3 separate regions of the Homo sapiens genome follow, and regions 2 and 3 are each linked to region 1. The links are chromatin loops, found by intact Hi-C in ENCODE. Cell type or tissue: endothelial cell of umbilical vein. All regions are shown on one strand.

Region 1 (2,500 bases):
TCTGATTTTAAACTTCAACCATCAGGAGCCACACAACCTACTCACACCACTCTGTGTGCGGACTTCCTTGTATCTGCCCTTTCTTTTCCCTCTTCCTGGAAGGTCCTCTCAACTCTCTCCCATCCCTAACACCCAGACATTTATACCTAGAGAATACTTCCTAGTCCTTTAGCCCTGTTTCTAAACTTTCTCCTGCTCTCCAGGTACAGACAGATACCTGTCTTCTTTCCTCCAGCACTTGGTGTTACCATTTATCTCACAACTCTCAAATTTTCTGTTTCATTGGCAGAAGGACAGAAAGTGTTTGCAGGCAAAAGGAGGACATCACACAAAAAAAGAAAGAAAATGCAAATTCAAGCAGTAGGAGCATACCATCACTAAATATATTTTGAATTTAATGGATTTAATATTAATATTCATTTCCATTAATCAAAAGTGATGAACCCCAGTGGTCCCTGACCTGGAATAATTTTTAACATTACAGGGCCAGTTTAGATCATGCACCATGATGCTGGTCTGTGGGAAAATGTGGGAAAAGTAAATCAGCCTAGTCAATCTCCTATAGCATCCAAGTCCCTCTGTCTCCCCAGCTCAAGCAATCCTCCCACATCAGCCTCCCGAGTAGCTGGGACTATAGATGTGTACCACCATCCTTGGCTAATTTTTGTATTTTTTGTAATGTCGGGGTTTCAACATGTTTCTCAGACTGGTCTTGAGTTCCTGAGCTCAAGTGATCCACCCACCTCAGCCTGCCAAGGTGCTGGGATTACAGGCGTGCGCCACTGTGCCCCACCTCATCCACGTCTTAATGTTGCTTTACTGTACTCTTCTCATTGTACATGTGTCTTGTTTGGACATTATGTTCTACAGTGTCACTCCTAAAGTAGGGGGTTTTGCAAGTCTTCAGATGAATTCTTTGGTAATATCAAGGAGCTACTGACAAGAAGTTGTGAGGAGTCATCACAAGTCAGCTTGAGAAGTTGCATGTTATTCATATAGTTGAGAAAGGAGCCCTGGGTTAAACTCACTGCTTAAGAGCCATATGACCTAGGGAAAATTAGGTTATTTCTCTAAGCCTCACCTTCTTCCAAAAAGGGATATTAATTCCCACTTAATAGAGTTGTTGTGAGAATTAAATAAAATGATTGATGTACAGGTGTGTTGTAAAGGAAAAGAAAAACATGTGTGATAGATGTGCACATGAGTGTATACACAGACACTTGTGAACGAAAACGAAGGCCTAGAAGATGCTGGGTTCAAATCCTGACTCTGCCACTTGTGTGATCTTATACCAGTCCTGAATTCTTGAAACTCTCTTAATCTTAATTTTCCTCATTATAAAATACATTTGTTATAAGATTATTGTGAGGATTAAATGTCATTATGTTCAAAGAGCACTTATTACAGAGCCTGGCCCAAAGTACAAGTTCAAGAGCTGTTGGCACAGCATAAAGATCTCGGCTCTTTTTAACCTAATTCACCCGTTGTGGCCGGAATAGGTGATTTCTTGATAAACCTCAAGGTGGAGCTAGAGACACAGAAGTGGGTGTCTTCTTCAACAAGAATGTTTGGTCTTAAGGGGGAAGAAGAAGCAGACTTTCCATCTTGATTTTGCCAGGACACATCCTATCTCCCTTTAAACCACCACCCATGTTCCTCCATTATGAGAGCCTTTGGGGTTTTTTGTTTGTTTGTTTGTTTGTTTGTTTTGGGTTTTGTTGTCAAAAAAAGAGTCAGACAAAGGAGCATTCAATAGATGTTGTTCTGGTTTTGGTTTTGTTTTGTTTTGAGACAGGGTCTCACTTTGTCGCCCATGCTGGAGTGCAGTGGCACGACCTCAGCTCACTGCAGCCTCTACCTCTGGGATTCAAGCCATCCTTCTGCCTAAGCCCCCCAAAGTAGCTAGGACCACAGGCATGTGCTACCACACCCAGCTAATTCTTGTATTTTTTGTAGAGACGGAGTGGGGGAAGTGGGGAGGTTCTGTGGGGGTCGGAGTTTGGGGGAGGTGGGTGGTTTCACCATGTTGGCCAGGCTCAAGCAATCTTCCCGCCTCGGCTTCTCAAAGTGCTAGGATTACAGGCATGAGCCACTGTGCCCAGCCTAGAAGTTCTTTAATATTGTGAATTCACTTCTACTTGGAGAAAATATGTTATCTGGTACATAGAAGATGACTATATAGTTTTGAAAAAACAAACCTTTATTACATTTTATTTTCTTCTCATCCTTCAGCCCACAGACCAAAAGCAGGTTTTGTCTACATTCCACTCATGTGACTGATTTCCTGTCTGTCAGAGCCCAGTCATCTTTCCAAAAGGAATACTTATCATAGCTCCCATATTTCTCATTGGGAAATATGGGAAATAGCTCCCATATTTCTCAATGTAAATAAGACTCCTAGAAGTCTATCTTAGCATCCCAAGATTCCAGGAATATAGATTAGGTTTCAGTGGTTTTCAAATGAGCCCTTTGAAGTTATATATTGATAAGCTCATTAAAA
Region 2 (2,500 bases), 60 kb after region 1:
CCTGGCCCCAGGGACCTATTTCTGAACTCATTTCCAAATGGAGACACAAGGAGTTAACATATACAGAGCAGGCAAGAGGAGTTCAGAGACTTAACTAGATAGAGAAATCAGGAGTCCAGGATCCCCATCCTACCCTGGGCTGTTTTCCCTCTGGTCTCATAGCTGCTTTCTTTCAGGAGTTGGCCCAAGTCACCATAGCAGACGAGTCCCCTGAGGATCATTTGCATACAGGTGGCAGAGTGTTCTAAAAATAGGATCAACACTCATCTCCACAAAGCAAATGCCTTGAAATTTATTTACAAGGGACAGGGGACAAACATCTGAGGAGCGAGGAAGAGCCTGTCAGAGGCAGCCTGACAATGAATGGCAAGGGAGCCACACAGCTGTAAGGCTGGGAGGCAGGAGGCCTGGGTATGGTTTAATCCTACCACTAACTTGCTTTGTGGGCTTATGAATACTGTGCACCCTGCGCCTTGGATTCTCCTCTTTAAATAGGGATATTAGACTAGATTACTTTTTTAAGGCCCCTTCTAGCTCTAAGGAGTCAGGATAAATAGTAATAATTGTTATAATCAAATAATAATAATTGTTAACACGAATTGAGTACTTACTAAGTGTCAAGCACTGTGACAAGCACTTTTCATGCACTACTTCATCAGTCTTCATAACCAGCTCTTTGGAGTAAGACAAATAAACTGAGAGGCACAGGGAGGTTAAGTACTTGCCCAGGTTAGCAAATGTCAGAGCTGGGAGTTTAACCCCTAAGTTATACTGCCTGCTAGGATGCTAAACTTATCCCTGGTTTTCTAACCTAACAATTTCACTGCCTTCAGCTCTTGCCACCCCTCTCCATTCTTTTCTCCTCAGGTTCTGACCAACCTGGACAACTCCATAGGCCCCAAACATTGTGTTCCTCTAAGTCTCAGTGCTTTGCTCATGCTGCACCCTCTGCCTGGATCAGCCTTTTCCCCTTCCCTGCCAAGGCAGTCGCTAATTACCATTCCAATTCAGCTCAAATGCTTCCTCCTGTATGACTCGCATTTCCTCCCATACCCACAGGCAGAAATAATGACTGGCTGCCATTTGTTTAGACGGGCTGTGCCAGGCACTGTGCTAATTCTTACAACTTTCTGAGCGAGGTCCCATTTTCATACTTATTTTACAGATAAAGTAATGAGATTCAGAGATTAAACACCTTGCCTGAAGCCATACAGCTGGTAAAAGACCCGAGCCAGAAAGTCAAACTTCACAGCCTTCCTAACTTCTCTTCTATCCTCTCTCCAATGAAACTGTGTATATGAATTGCCAACGTGCTTGTCTTTCCACCAGACTATAAAATCTTCTAGTGGTTTTTATGTAAAGTCTATATAAACTCTTTTCATGGTTTTGTCTGTTTGTTCTTGAGTGATCAAATGAACTGCTGGGAGATAATCTGTAGCAGCACAACTGGTGGAAAACTTAGGCTAGAGTCAGGACCAAACCAGGAGGAAGAAAAAAACGGTGCAGGCCCTCACTCTGTCGATCTTTTCCTGCCACTTTAAATCCCTATGGGAACAAGACAAAAATATATTTTAACAATATTCCCTGCACTTTGGCACCCACTTCTGTCCTTATCACATCCTCCAAGAAGCCTCTTAAAATTACCCTCATTCTCATCCTCCCCCCTTAATTTTAGTGTTCCTTCAGCACTTATGTGTCATTTCATTAAACACTGTAAGCACTTAATGAACAGACAGTGTGAAGGGCAGCAGAAAGAGTATGGATTTTGGGGTCAAGCAAATTCTAGCTTTGCCACTTCTTGGCATGTGACCTTGGACCAGTTGCTGTCTTTGACTTTCTGAGCTGCAGATCTGTTAACTGCAAAACAGGTTTCATAATAATATCCTTTTCTTGGTATTGTTGGGAGGATAAAGTAAGATAAGTGTTGTGACAGTGTGTTGGTAAAGTTCTGTATAAACAGTCGTGTTCATTTAATTTACTGTTTGCCCTCAGTAATCTGCTGCTCTTCCCCCTGGTGTCAACACCCAGAATGGGCCTCAGATTCCTGGTGAGCTAGAGCTGTAGGAAAGTGAGAGGAGGGAGGAGCCCAAGAAAGCAGGGCTAGGAACCACCTGAGCAAACTTCCGCTGGAAGGAAATTAAAGGGCTAATTAAGCCTCCGTTGGTGGTAAATTTCCAAGCCAGCCTTTGGGCTCAATCAGTTGACACGGCAACACACCGGTGGGGGAGGCCGGTATCCTGAGAGGACATATTCTCTCCTCACAAAATGGCACCTCGTGGCAGCCTGAACACAGGGTCCAACCTCAGAATTGCCACCAATTTTCTCTATCTTCCCTTTCTCTTCTCTCTTACCTTCCTTATCTCTTCCTCCCCATGTTCTAGCTGAAGAACCTGAGGGGTTCAGCCAGGCACAGAGGAGGCTGGGATGTCCTGGGATGGCTCTAGTACAGCATTTAATTGTTGACTGAGGTTAGGTGTCACTTTTTATATGCAGAAGTAGG
Region 3 (2,500 bases), 230 kb after region 1:
CTTATAGTTACTATATTGTGATAAATGAAATTTGAATTGTGTTGTTAACTATGGTAACTAAAATTCATGCATTTCAGAACTGTGCAAAGCAAGGGCTGCCTGTATTTATTACTTTGGTTTTTAACATAATTTAATTGTAAGTTTATATAATTTAAATTTTAACTAAACATTTTAATTGATACATAATTTTACATATTTGTGGGTATATATGATATTTAGATACCTCCATACAGTATATACTGATCAGATTAGGGTACTTATGATATCCATCACCTTACAGATTTATCATTTCTTTGAGTCGGGAACATTTCAAATCTTCTCTTCTAACTATTATGGCAATGTTTAACAATTGGCTCACAAAGTTTCGAAAATCTAACAATTGCCTCTCATGAGCCAACTGGAGCTAGTGTCAGCCCTTCACTGCTTTCACCTCATACATCCCTCAATTTTATGAATCCTCCCTTCCTTCAGCCAAAGCACATATGCTCATACATTCAAAACCAAGCAAAAACACTATTTTCACCCAACTCTTTATTCCTATAGTGTCTGGATCATAGGTAGAGCTCAGTGTTTGCAGAATTAAAGTGAATTCACATTCACATGAGAACACACACGAGTCCACATCATTTGTTCATGTGCACAACCGAGATGCAGCACATTCAAATAAAATAAATGTTGGCCACAACGGATGCTCACTATTTGGCTGGTCTATTCTGTACAACAAAATGTTTTTTATTTGGTTTTCTGATTATGAGAGAATACATGTACATTGGAAAGAACAGGAAAGGGTATGAAGTAGTTGTTAACTCTTTTCTGGAGCTGCCAGAGATAGTGATGGGAAACAGTGTTTTAGGTTTAAAAGATAAGAGAAGGCAAGGGAAGATACTTAACTTTAATTGAGTGCCTACCATGCACCTGGCACTTTCTTGCTAGCCCTTACAACTATGTACCATACAAATCAGAAAAACAATGCTCAGAATAAGTGACTTTCTCCAGTCAACCTGAAATTAGTGGAGCTGTAATTCGAATTCAGATCTGCTTACTGCAAAACACAAGCTCTTTCCACTACACTATCTCTGTACTTGTGGGCAGTCTCAAATAGGTTGGTAGGCTAAAGGAGCTCTGACTGAACTGGATACCCTGAGGAAAAGCCCAGAGATTCAAATGCCTACACAACTTTCCTCCTCAGTCCAGTCCATGTTTACATCATTAGAACCCAGGTTTTCACACTGTAGCCCAGGGTCTTTCCGTTGTACCATACATGCCATACTGCCTCATACAGAATTCTTATGAAAAAACATAAACATTCCCCACTGTCAAGTGTATCCTAATGCTTCCTTACTGGCACCAGAAGATGGCAGTGTGGGTCATCATGGACAGAATGTTAATAACAATAATTATGCTTGTGGGAATACCCTCTTCCATTATTCTCCAGTCAAATCTAACTGACAGGAAAGCACTTCACCCACATTAGAAGTGGTCTCAGCAGTTTGCCTCTCCCTGGTGCTTGGTGCATATTCCCACCCTGAGCGTGGGAGAAGGTGTGGCAATGCTCAAGCAGTAAGAAAATCTGTAGTCACACCTGGGTTGGAATCTTAGCTCTGCCACTTACAGTCACTTTGGACAGGCAACTTCACCTCTCTGAACCTGTTTCCTAATCTGGCAACATGTTGAAATAGCATTCATCATCTTCTCCCTCAAGCCTTCTCCTTCTCTGCTGTCGCCCTGCTTGACAGCACTGACTACTAAGTTACCCAACCCAGAAACCCAAGTGTCATCCTTGACCTCTCCCTCTTTTTCACGTGCCAATCCAATCATGAGTTTGATGATTTTACTTCCTGAAATCTGTATTTTCCCTCCTCTACCTAATTCAGGTCACCATCACTTTTGCCTGGATGACTGCAATAAACACTTATAAGTGGCTTCCCTGCCTCCAAGTCTGTGTCCTCTAATCTATTTCCTACATAGCAGTTAGTGATCTTTTCTAAAATCAAATCTGTTAACACCATTGTGATCTTTTCTGAAATCAAATCTGTTAACACCATTGTGATCTCTTCTAAAATCAAATCTGTTAACATCATTGACCAGATTAAAAGCTCTAACAGCTTCTCACTGCTGATAGAATCCAAAGTCCTTGACAAGAATTAGAAGACCTTTCTTGATTTGGCCTCTGTCTTGGCTGTCATTGCTTCCCAACTTTGTACTCTCTGCTTCAGCCAAAATTGTCCTCTCAGTTCTTCAGGCATACCATACTATGTGTTCTCCTGCTTCTAGGTTGTTGCACATTCTATTTATGCTGCCCAAAAAACTCTTTTCCTATCTACTGTCTTCCCTCCCTCTACCCAATTCACCTAGCAAAGTCCTGGACATTTTTCAGGTCTCAACTTAGGTGACACTTCCTCTAAGAAGTTTTTCCTGATCCCTAAGTTCAGGTTAGATACCCCTGATTTGTGTTCCTAGAACACACTGCACTTACCCCTTAAGATTGTAATTGCCTATT

The links. Hi-C counts contacts between places; a loop is a spot of excess contacts. Peaks named below come from ENCODE experiments on the same cell type or tissue, not always from the same donor. Only the 100,000 strongest peaks of a DNase experiment are listed, where the experiment ranks them.
Region 2: a loop joins it to region 1, with 3.0 times the contacts of the local background. A loop is called at or near these places in 2 of 110 quality-filtered maps.
Region 3: it touches region 1 in a loop (3.0-fold over the local background); 3 of 110 quality-filtered maps call a loop at or near these places.

What each region holds. Positions count from the first base shown.
Region 1 is chr1:51,895,516-51,898,015 of GRCh38, forward strand. No RefSeq gene overlaps it. Among named protein-coding and RNA genes, the nearest start is that of NRDC, 18 kb to the left of the region's middle. RefSeq lists an enhancer at 1,812-2,500. In endothelial cell of umbilical vein, a CTCF peak has its summit at 1,506 (motif pointing right); DNase peaks (open chromatin) are centred at 1,556 and 2,286; H3K27ac peaks cover 1,167 bases.
Region 2 is chr1:51,955,693-51,958,192 of GRCh38, forward strand. The region is part of intron 2 of RAB3B (RAB3B, member RAS oncogene family); the gene reads right to left. Among named protein-coding and RNA genes, the nearest start is that of RAB3B, 34 kb to the right of the region's middle. In endothelial cell of umbilical vein, no CTCF peak of the experiment used is centred here; a DNase peak (open chromatin) is centred at 999.
Region 3 is chr1:52,126,267-52,128,766 of GRCh38, forward strand. No RefSeq gene overlaps it. Among named protein-coding and RNA genes, the nearest start is that of ZFYVE9, 15 kb to the right of the region's middle. In endothelial cell of umbilical vein, a CTCF peak has its summit at 1,336 (motif pointing right); a DNase peak (open chromatin) is centred at 1,365.